Regions from separate parts of the Homo sapiens genome. Here all the other regions are linked to region 3. The links are chromatin contacts, found by Hi-C or POLR2A ChIA-PET in ENCODE. All regions are on one chromosome and are shown on one strand. The core of a region is the stretch at or near the end of the contact, and the rest is flanking DNA. Distances in the headings are between cores, read along the strand shown.

What was found. A loop is a pair of places that touch in the nucleus more often than their neighbours do. ChIA-PET counts read pairs that join two places held with the same protein, here RNA polymerase II (POLR2A). Pooled maps may share reads with other maps.
Region 1: a loop to region 3 is called in a pooled map, with 5 times the contacts of the local background. The contact joins two enhancer-like sites. A Hi-C loop is called at or near these places in 13 of 50 pooled maps. POLR2A ChIA-PET finds 5 or more read pairs at or near these places in 3 of 52 experiments (activated B cell, activated T-cell and activated naive CD8-positive, alpha-beta T cell).
Region 2: a pooled map of heart right ventricle shows a loop between it and region 3 (6-fold over the local background). The contact joins two enhancer-like sites. A Hi-C loop is called at or near these places in 28 of 168 maps with a recorded cell type or tissue (A673, B cell, CD14-positive monocyte and 18 more), 27 of 37 single-sample maps with no recorded cell type and 37 of 50 pooled maps. POLR2A ChIA-PET finds 5 or more read pairs at or near these places in 2 of 52 experiments (CD8-positive, alpha-beta memory T cell and activated CD8-positive, alpha-beta memory T cell).

What each region holds. Positions count from the first base shown.
Region 1 is chr17:83,199,245-83,202,682 of GRCh38, forward strand. All of the region lies in intron 2 of LOC101929650 (a long non-coding RNA gene), which reads left to right. It overlaps LOC105371948 (a long non-coding RNA gene), which reads left to right. Exons shown (of 3, transcript XR_933965.3): 3 at 559-742. Among named protein-coding and RNA genes, the nearest start is that of METRNL, 120 kb to the left of the region's middle. Within about 2 kb of position 1,252, at least 30 of the 41 ENCODE cell types and tissues checked have a DNase peak (open chromatin) inside an H3K27ac peak, as active enhancers do.
Region 2 is chr17:82,773,362-82,777,132 of GRCh38, forward strand. The region is part of intron 6 of TBCD (tubulin folding cofactor D); the gene reads left to right. Among named protein-coding and RNA genes, the nearest start is that of TBCD, 23 kb to the left of the region's middle. Within about 2 kb of position 1,795, at least 4 of the 41 ENCODE cell types and tissues checked have a DNase peak (open chromatin) inside an H3K27ac peak, as active enhancers do.
Region 3 is chr17:82,961,444-82,964,912 of GRCh38, forward strand. The region is part of intron 7 of QTGAL (queuosine-tRNA galactosyltransferase); the gene reads right to left. Among named protein-coding and RNA genes, the nearest start is that of QTGAL, 89 kb to the right of the region's middle. Within about 2 kb of position 1,873, at least 14 of the 41 ENCODE cell types and tissues checked have a DNase peak (open chromatin) inside an H3K27ac peak, as active enhancers do.

The DNA of each region.
Region 1 (3,438 bases), core at 2-2,501, 240 kb after region 3:
TAAGTGGCTGTTGGTTGGAGTCAAGTGAGTGATGGGGAGATGCTAAGAAGAGTGAAAGAAGCCTCGGCACCCGCCGGGAGCAGGTGCTGGGGGTGTGAGTGCCGCTGAATGAACGCGTCCTGGGACGGGATCCTGAAGCCCACCCTCCCGCCGGGCCCCCACAACCCAGAGCGCACACCAAACTTTCTACGTGTCTTTCCCGGTCAGCCTGAGCCCAAACCACCCATGTCCCTGAGCTTGTCCTTGTCTGAAAGAGGAGGGAAGTGTCTGTGTCCTCAGGAGCCCCTGGCCTTAAAGATAGGCACCCTGGCTCTGGCAGGCAGGTGGCCCCTGGCAGCCTCGCCCACGCCCGCGGTGACTAGCTCTCGGGCAAGCGATGCAAGTGCAGAAACCAGCTCTGTGTGGTCAGTGCCCCGGAGCTGCAGCGGCAGCAGAGGTCGGAACACCTTCCTCTGTGGGCACGCCACGGAAATTTAAAGACACAGGGTGCTCTTTCGCAAACTGGGCTCGTTGATTCTACAGGAGAAGGTAACTATTATTGAGTTTCTTCTTTTTCAGAATGAGTGGCATCCAAACCTGACTCATATTTCCAACTTTATTAATTTTTGCAAGACTTCGGAGGGTGCTCTGTGGCGATTAATATTGCTGAGCTGAGCACAGCTGCAGTACTTTCCTGTAAAACTGACTAAAGGAGAAGTTGGTGTCTTCCTCATACAAGAAATACATAAATCAGTTAAAAATAGTTCTCCGAGCGGATATGATGATGTCGTGGCCGTCACAGGAAACACATGAATCAGCCTCATCCTCAGTTCCAGGGAAGTGGGGACAGTCGGTGGTCCTTGGACCCCTCTTGGGGCGCGTGGGTGAGGCAGGGTCCCTCTGGCTTTACCTCATACCCGGACTGGCAAAGCTGCCTGGGAGGACAACTAAAACCATGCTCCTTTGATTCTGTGGACATTGCTAATTGCTGGGCGTTCATTTCTTGAATTCAGACCTTCTCATGAACCAGAGGAGCTGGCTCAGAAAAATGCCGGTGACGCATGGGCCTGAACTGGTCAGTGCAGCTCAGAGATGCTCGCCGTGGGGGACGTGCAGTTTGCCTGTGGGCCAGTTGTCCACCCGTCACCGTTACCCCGCTGAGGAAGCTGTGGGTGCCACCCAGAGAGCTTGGGTACAACACGGTCTCTGCTTTACTCATAAAAAGCCAAGACCTATGTGGTCATGGAGCGTTAAAACAGAAATTTCACACCACGCCGTACGGTCCCCGAGGCCAGGGTGTTGGCACATTTCACATCCAGGAGGTGCCGTCGCTGTCACTGGCTCAGCAAAGCCAGTGCCGAAGCCACTGCAACTGCCTGAGGCCCAGCGGTGGCTGGGAGCCAATTGGTGTCACTCGGTTACCACAGGGAAGGAGACGTGGCTGTAGAGGCTTGTCGCAGGTCACAGAGAAGGGACTTTTGGGCTCCAGGCCTAGTGGGTTCGAGTCAGCACGGTGTCTTCCCCGACACCAAACCCAAGGACCCTCAGCACTTCCTGACCTCAGGTTTCTATTTCTAGGGTGGGGAGTAGAGGTGAAGGGAAGCAAAGTCAGAGTTGAATATAAAGCTCCAGAAAAACTCAGCTCAGAATTGACTAGAGGGTTGAGAGCCTGAGATCCCTAAGGGGACATGTCAACCCAGGGCAGCCGCTGAGGGAGACTGACATGGTTTCCATGGTCCTTCCACTGGGCTGGGGCCCTCCCTGGGGAGTCTGTGCTGGGCTGGACCTTCTTCCCTGCCAGTGGCCTCTCCTGGCTGGTTGGGGAGCTCCGGGGGAGCAGACGGCAAGAGTCTTGTTTGGAAACATGCCCTTCCCAGGAAATCCCCAAAACAAAACCTGAGAAGATCTCCTGGAAGCTCAAAAGCAATTTTCTTTTCATATGTCGGGCCAATAAGAGTTAATTTCACCCAGTTTCTATATTTTCATGGGTCCTTAGAAGCTTTCTGACCCTGTGCCCTGAGACTTAGGGTCTGATGGCTGAAGGAACCTTGGTCCCAGGTCCCTCTCCTGTGGAGGGGCCGTCAGAGGGAGAGAAGAGCTCGCCCTGGTTCACTTGGCCTGTCCTGAAAGAGAACCAGGAGGGAGAGCAGCCTAGCATGGGTGCACACAAGCATATGTACAAACATGTGCTAGGGCAACTCACACACGTCCACATGCATGCACATACACACATGCCCACACCCATGCACACTTATGTGTGCACACAGATTCAGACTGTACCTGTACACTTCCACACTTCCACATGCATGCACATACACACATGCCCACACCCATGCACACTTGTGTGTGCACACACAGATTCAGACTGTACCTGTACACTTACTTCCACATGCATGCACATACATGTCCACGCCCATGCACACTTGTATGTGCTTGCACAGATTCACACGTGTACATGCACACACACATTAGCATGTCCTTGCATATGCACACATACACACATCTGACTTCACATTACATACACACATGTACATGCACATACATGACACACATGGCTCGAACTGGAGGGGAGGGTCCCAGTTGCTCCCCTCGCCTGACCATCTAGTAAGTGTTGTGCCCCATGCTGCCCCATCCTGGGCTCCTGGCCAGGCTCTAAGATTAACTAGAGAGGCTCTGTCCCTAAGAAAGGTCATGCACTTCAGGGTAGGTAAGGTGGACAGGCAAGGCCTGGTGACCTCGGCCCATCCTTGTGCCTCCAGAAGCCGTAACTCACCTCAAAGAGGTTTTCCTGCTGGAGGGAACTATCTCTGAGCAACAGGGGCAGACTTCACAGCTCAGGCGCCCTCCTGAAGGTAAGAGGCACTGGGCTCGCCTATCAAAGACACTCTCCTGTCCCCGCAGGTTCCCATATGTCCCATCAGGGAGCTGGGCTCCAAAGTCTCCCGCCCTGCTTCTCCTAGAGAATGCAAAGGCTGCCTCTCTTCCCTCCCAGTGTAACCTGACCCTCCTCTGTGCCCCTTGGCCACCCTTGCATCCTCTAGCTCCTTCTGACACCTTCTTTTTGACTGTTCACAGAGGGCAGGATCTGAAGCCTGCAGAGGTGACCCTTGGTGCCTTGTGCAAGGCTGGCCAGCAAGTAAGCATGACTTTTGGCTCTGCTGCCAGCTGGGCCATTTGATCTACACACACTTTTCTGCCTCTACCTGGAGTTAGGCGAGGCTCTCTATAGAATGGGTACTTGTCAACAAAGTGGGCTTAGACTCCGGGCAGTAGCAGTTGAGGCAGGAGCAGTGGGAGAAGTCTGGGCTAATGGCAAGCACCCAGTCCCCTCTGTGAGCTGCCCACTTGTCCCAGGCTCTGCCATGGCCCTTCCTCTGATTTTTAGGAGCTTTCATGAGGCCTCGCACAGCCTGAAGGAGCAGAGCTTGTTGTGCTAATCCCCAGCATCCTCTGCAGAGT
Region 2 (3,771 bases), core at 545-3,044, 190 kb before region 3:
CCTGAGTCCCCTGGAGCAGGTGAGGCCCCTCCCGAGAGGGCAGAGGCTGCTTCCTGTCTTGTCAAGGACATAAAAAGATGATCGTCTAATTATTAAAGTAATCTGTATATATTTAGATAATAGAGCATGAAGTACAAAATAAAACCTTTGAATGCTTTCATCCCATGGGGGTGTGATGGCCCCTGTCTCCCTACCGGGTGGCGCCAACTCTGTCCATGGTCTCCCCGCGGGGCGGCACCAACTCTGTCCATGGCTCAGTTGCTGCACTCAATTCTTTGCACCACGGACCAGGAGATGGGCCTGGTGCGCCATTGTCTTCTTCCAAAACGAGATGACCTGGTGCGAGAGTGTCTTTTCTTTTTCTTTCTTTTTTTTTTTTAATTGAGATGGAGTCTCACTTTGTCTCCCAGGCTGGAGTGCAGTGGCACGATCTCGGCTCACTGCAAGCTCTGCCTCCCGGTTTCACACCATTCTCCTGCCTCAGCCTCCCGAGTAGCTGGGACTACAGGTGCCCGCCACCATGCTCAGCTAATTTTTTTTTGTATTTTCAGTAGAGATGGGGTTTCACTGTGTTAGCCAGGATGGTCTCCATCTCCTGACCTCATGATCCGCCCACCTCGGCCTCCCAAAGTGCTGAGATTACAGGTGTGAGCCACCGCGCCTGGCCCGAGTGTGTCTTTTTTTTTTTTTTTTAATTTTTTTAGTATTTATTGATCATTCTTGGGTGTTTCTCAGAGAGGGGGATTTGGCAGGGTCATAGGACAATAGTGGAGGGAAGGTCGCAGATAAACATGTGAACAAAGGTCTCTGGTTTTCCTAGGCAGAGGACCCTGCGGCCTTCCGCAGTGTTTTTGTCCCTGGGTACTTGAGATCAGGGAGTGGTGATGACTCTTAAGGAGCATGCTGCCTTCAAGCATCTGTTTAACAAAGCACATCTTGCACCGCCCTTAATCCATTTACCCCTGAGTGGACACAGCACATGTTTCAGAGAGCACGGAGTTGGGGGTAAGGTTATAGATTAACAGCATCCCAAGGCAGAAGAATTTTTCTTAGTACAGAACAAAATCGAGTCTCCTATGTCTACTTCTTTCTACACAGACACAGTAACAAACTGATGTCTCTTTCTTTTCCCCACATTTCCCCCTTTTCTATTCGACAAAACCGCCATCGTCATCATGGCCCGTTCTCAATGAGCTGTTGGGTACACCTCCCAGACGGGGTGGCAGCCGGGCAGAGGGGCTCCTCACTTCCCAGACTTGGCGGCCGGGCAGAGGCACCCCCCACCTCCCAGACGGAGCGGCGGCCGGGCGGGGGCTGCCCCCCACCCGAGTGTGTCTACCTGTCGTTTGTGGTGGGACATTTAGACTGCTGCCCTCCCAATTTGGTATTAAAACTCAATATTGCAAACAGTCCACGTAAAATTGTGTACCGTTCTGACTGATTTCTAGGGATGAGTTTCTACAAGTGGAACGCACGTTTTCAGGGTCTGAATGCAATTACTGGAGAGGCTGAACAAGTTGGAAGTTCTTTCCCCGTCTTTTCCAGTTGGGTCAAACCTTAAGAATGTTTGCCAACTTCGTTCAATGGGAAATAGTATCTGCTTTTATTCTTACTTTTCTTAGCAGCAGTACTGAGGGTTGCGTAGATTTTTGCCGAGCTTGGCTCTGTGGAGTGCGGTGCCTGTGGGCCAGGAGGCACCATCTGAGTACTTCTCCCTCCGTGGGGTCCTCCGGGAAAAGAGCGCGCTGGCTCGGGATCCCGGGCGGACTCCCGGCGAGACACCGCAGCGCCACCTAGTGCCGGGATGAGCAGGTGCTTTTCGGCCGAGCCAGTTTCCGTGCAGAACACCTGAGCCTGGGATCCAGGAGAGGTGGTGCCTGGGGGCGTCGGTGCCGTGGAGCCTTTCTCCCCCTTGGTCTCGCACACTCTCGCACACTGATTCTCAAGAGTGTTTGAGAATGGCGGATGCCGTCAGTGGAAGAGCTCTTACAGGTGCTTGGCCGGTTCCCTCGACACCTCCCAGACTCACCGCAGGTTCTGAGTTTCCTGTACTTCTCAGACCCCTTTTTGGTGAGGATTGTTCAGGTAAGGCCAGGGCTGCGAGGGGTCCTGTGCCAGCATTTGTCTGCAGTACAGGTTCGTTTTCTGCTCTCCAGGGAGGAGCAGCCTGCTCTAGCCCACTTTGCTCTCAGGATTGAATGCTTCTCCCTGTATCACTGGCGGCTCTACAGCTGCACCCGTCTCCCTTGATTAACTGAGCTTGCCAACATCCACAGCGCTGTAGGTGGTGCTTGGTGTTACAGTGTTGCTAGAACATGCAGATTGAGTGCTGCCTTAGAAACCCACAGGAAGGGGAACATCACACTCTGGGGACTGTTGTGGGGTGGGGGGAGGGGGGAGGGATAGCATTGGGAGATATACCTAATGCTAGATGACGAGTTAGTGGGTGCAGCACACCAGCATGGCACATGTATACGTATGTAACTAACTTGCACAATGTGCACATGTACCCTAAAACTTAAAGTATAATAATAAAAAAATTAAAAAAAAACCCCTTTAATAGATATGCCTTTCGCCAGGCACGGTGGCTCATGCCTGTAATCCCAGCACTTTGGGAGGCTGAGGCGGGTGGATCACCTGAGGTCAGGAGTTCAAGACCAGCCTGGCCAACATGGTGAAACCCTGTCTCCACTAAAAATACAAAAAAATTAGCTGGGCATGGTGGTGCGTGCCTCTAATTCCAGATACTTGGGAAGCTGAGGCAGGACAATCGCTTGAGCCCAGGAGGCAGAGGTTGCAGTGAGCAGAGATCGCACCATTGCACTCCAGCCTGGGCAACAGAGCAAGACTCCATCTCAAAAAAAAAAGAGGTACGCTGTATGCAGAAAAGTTGGAAATCTTGGCGTGGCGTGGTGGCACGCACCTGTGGTCCCAGCTATTCCGAAGGCTGGGTGGGAGGATTGCTTGAGCCCAGAAGGTTGAGGTTTCAGTGAGCTGTGATTGCGCCACTGCATTCCAGCCTGCACAACAGAGCAAGACCCTGTCTCAAAAAAAAGTTGAAAATCTTGAAACATAGAAGTTGGAAAAAGATATATAGGTAATTCTTATACACAGTGCGTGTACCGTGTTTATCTTCTTTGCACCGTTATGACTTTTAATGTGCACAGCATGATCTTAACAAGTCAGAGTCAGCACTGTGCTTTTTCACCTGATTTCATGTAACTGCTGATGAATGGCTCCGTCGTGTTCTGCTGTGTTTCGATACTGCACTCAGCTCTGTCACTTCCTGCCTCTTGTGAGCAGTCACGGACGCCTGGGTTTGGTTACAGACCCGTTCTCGTGTCAGGATTGTTTCGTGAGGATGGGCCCTTAGAGATGGACTTCTGGGTTCCAGGACACGAGAGTGGTGTTGGGGTCTGCACACCTGGTGGCTCTCAGCTGCTCTCTGAGCAGTGCTTTGGTGGCCGAGGCAGCCCCAGGAACACCCCACCCCCAAATTGGATTAAACATGGTGTCGCTGATTGCAGGTATTTAATTGGCATCACGCTGATTGCCCTCACCTTAGGTGTTACATACTCCGCTTCGTGACCTGACTCTGCGTGTCTGTGGGCTCCTTGGGGCCTTTTCTTCCCCACGAGTGTGAGTTTCCTCCGGTGAAGGGCGATGGGTATTGCCCCAGGTGGTTGTTGGCCTTTTCCTTTTTTTTTGGACCAAAGTTTTAATTTTAATGTCAAACCGTTTTTTTCTCCTTTATTTAGTTATTTTTACTTT
Region 3 (3,469 bases), core at 623-3,122:
GTAAAGGTCTCAGGGCAAAGAGGAAGACAGGCAGCCGAGGAAAGGGGCTGGGGTGGGTCAGGGTCTCACAGCCACGGCTCCTGGATGGCTGGTCCGGCCTCCGTCCCCATCCTTTCCTGCCAGTGGCTGCAGCCCCAGAAGCTCAAGGGACTCAAAGTGCCGACTGTGGGCAGAGGACAGTGGTGCTGGGTGGGCGTGTGGGGCTGCGGGCAGGGGAGCCCAGCAGTGGGGAGGCAGCCCCGGGCCTGTGCCAGCCCTGCTCACTTGTCCAAGCTCAGAAACTTGAACCTCAGCCCACGGGGCTTATCCCCGAACACTCCCTCCATGTCAGTGGGACTCTGCTCCAGAACATTCTGCAGGCATTCCCACCAGACTTTTCTGTCCTGTGAGAACCTGGGCCCTGCTTTCCCCGGCCCATGATCCCAGTGGCCCCTGCCCTCTGCTTGCTCCTCTCCTGGGTGACCCCAATCCTCAGCCCAGGGCTCTGGGCCTTGTGTGGAGCCGGGCCCCTGTCGCTTTCTTAAATTCAAACAAAACTGAGGGAGGAGCAGGGCGTGGAGTCTGGTCTCCTCGTGGTTCTCTGCGGCAGCTCACCTGGGTCAGCCGCCCGGAGACACCTTTGCTCCAGGAAAGGGCAGGTTTTCTGAGAGCCTAGCAGCAGGGCCAGTCTATCACCAAGTCCAGCCTCTTCTCTCCTTGGCTGGTACACAAACTTCAAGTGCAGGTCAGTAAAGTCCCCAAACTATCACGGCCCAACCGCTGGCCTGTTTGCTCCCAGGACAGACAGGCAGTGCTATGGTTCCACGTCCAAAAAAAAGGCACTGTTTAACCTCCGCCTCTCCAGGGCGATCCCTTTTACAAAAACCACGATGACATGGAAAGATTTGTAAGAAGATGCTGAGTCAAAGAACAGACCTCAAAATCATGTGTCAGCCCTGCTAAAAGTTTATCCACCATAAGATAAAGACAAAGGAATCACAGAAGCCCACATGCTGTCTCACACGGGTGATTTAGGGTGGAGGGTCCCGCGGGTGCTGGTGGACACGGACCCTCACACGGGTGATTTAGGGTGGAGGCTCCCGCGGGTGCTGGTGGACACGGACCCTCACACGGGTGATTTAGGGTGGAGGTTCCTGTGGGTGCTGGTGGGCACGGACCCTCACACGGGTGATTTAGGGTGGAGGCTCCCGCGGGTGCTGGTGGACACGGACCCTCGCAGGGGTCACTGAGGTATTTTCTTTAATTTTCTGTGTCTTCAAAGGCAGCTCTAAAGAGCACTGGAACTCTCAACATGTTACAGGTTTAAGAAGAGAAAAAAGGTTTCTCTCTTCCTATCACCAGAAGAGCCCGACCCTTGGGGTTTTCTTATTTTCTGGCAGTAAAGTGAGAATTTAGTCAACAGCCGCTCCCGGGTGGTGCCTCTGCCCTGGGAGGAGGGGGACGCAGAGGATCTGTCCCATTTTTCTCCCCTCCCCTGATTGCTGCTGCTGAGACCTGAGAGGCCCGAAATGGCCTCACTCCTCCCCCAGGCTTTTCCCAATCAGCCTCCAGGTGCCTGGACTGCCCTGTGGTGTGGAGGACCCCTGGCGGGGCGCAGGGAGAGGGGGAGGGGTCACAACCCAGAAAGGCATCAGGGAAGAAGCCGAGTGGAGGAAGTGTGGCCGCCGCCCAGCCCCAATCTGCTCACAGAACCATCCTCGGGCAGCCTTGGGGGATGGAGCACCCAGAACTGCCTGGAGGAGAAAAGCGTGAGCTAAAGCCACTCCCAGGAAGGCCGGGCCAGAGGCTGTGGAGACTCGGATCCTGAGGCAAAAGGAAGCCGAGTCAGGGACGCGCTTCCTTCCCCAGGGCTCGTCCCCAGCGCCACCCGCCCTTCTCTAGAGCCCCATCCCCAGCGCGAACCTCCAGGAGGAAGCAGCAGTCACCACGCGGGGACAGAAGGGGGAGAGCTCGAGCCAGGGCCCAGCGATTGGAGTCCGCGGAACGCAGGGACATGAAGTCCAGCAGAGAAAACTAAAAACTGGCAACACTTCCATGGATAAAAATTCAGCCTCTCCCTCTACAATAGCAACAAACCCCAAACCAGGAAACAGAGACCCCTGTAAATAACCCACCAAGATAAATTCCACACCCTCCACCAGTGTTTCAGGCTACAGGGTGGGATATGCGGGGAGGTGGCGGAGACCCATCTTGAATCAGAAATTCAAGGACTAAGTGCAAAACTGGACCCTAATGGGGTGGGTCTAGAGCATTGAAGAAAGTGCATTAGTGCTTGGCTAGGGCTGGCAGGTGGCTGTTAGATGAGGTGCGCCCCTGGGTGCAGGAAGTGTTTTTTGGGGGATGACAACTTCCTAACATTAGATGGTAGTGGTGACTGGTGATTGTACAGCCCTATAAATTTGCTAAAAAAAAATTGAATTGCACATTTTAATAGGTGAATTGTATGGCATGTGAATTATACCTCAATAAAGCTTTTATATAAAATTGGATCGATTTAACTAAAAAAAGAAATTTTAAGAAGAGACAAAATTGGTTGGGTGTGGTGGCTCATGCCTTTAATCTCAGCACTTTGGAAGGCTGAGGTCGGGGGGGTGGATTGCTTGAGCCCAGGAGTTCGAGACCAGCCTGGGCAACATGTCGAAACCAGTCTCTACCAAAAATAGGAAAAAAGTAGCTGGGCATGGTTGTGTGCACCTGTAGTCTCAGCTACTCAGGAGGCTGAGGTACAAGGATTGCTTGAACCTGGGAGGCAGAGGTTGTAGTGAGTGAGCCACTGCACTCCAGCCTCAGGAACAGAGTGAGACCCTGTCTCAAAAAAAAAAAAAAAAAAAAGGAACAAAATATATGAAAAATGAAGACTAAATTACAAAATCCTTAAGAGAAAATGATTTTAATTAAAAATTTAATAAGGGACACTGAAGAAAGGAAAATAGAAATTATATAATGAAAGAAGTGAAAAGGGTTAGAAAGACTAAGAAAATCTAACCAACATAGAATTGGAGTTTTTAAAACACAAAAAACAATAGACATAGCTAGTATTTAAAACGGACGCCTACAGGTGCGTCCCACGGGGGATGGGGACACGGACGCCTGCAGGTGCACCCCCACGGGGGGACGGGGACACGGACGCCTGCAGGTGCACCCCACGGGGAGGACGGAGACATGGATGCCTGCAGGTGCACCCCCACGGGGAGGACGGGGACACGGACGCCTACAGGTGCACCCCCACGGGGGGGACGGGGACACAGACGCCTGCAGGTGCACCCCCACGGGGGGACGGGGACACGGACGCCTGCAGGTGCACCCCCACGGGGGGGACGGGGACACGGACGCCTGCAGGTGCACCCCCACGGGGGGATGGGGACACGGACGCCTGCAGGTGCACCCCACGGGGAGGACGGGGACACGGACGCCTGCAGGTGCACCCCCACGGGGGGGACGGTGACACGGACGCCTGCAGGTGCACCCC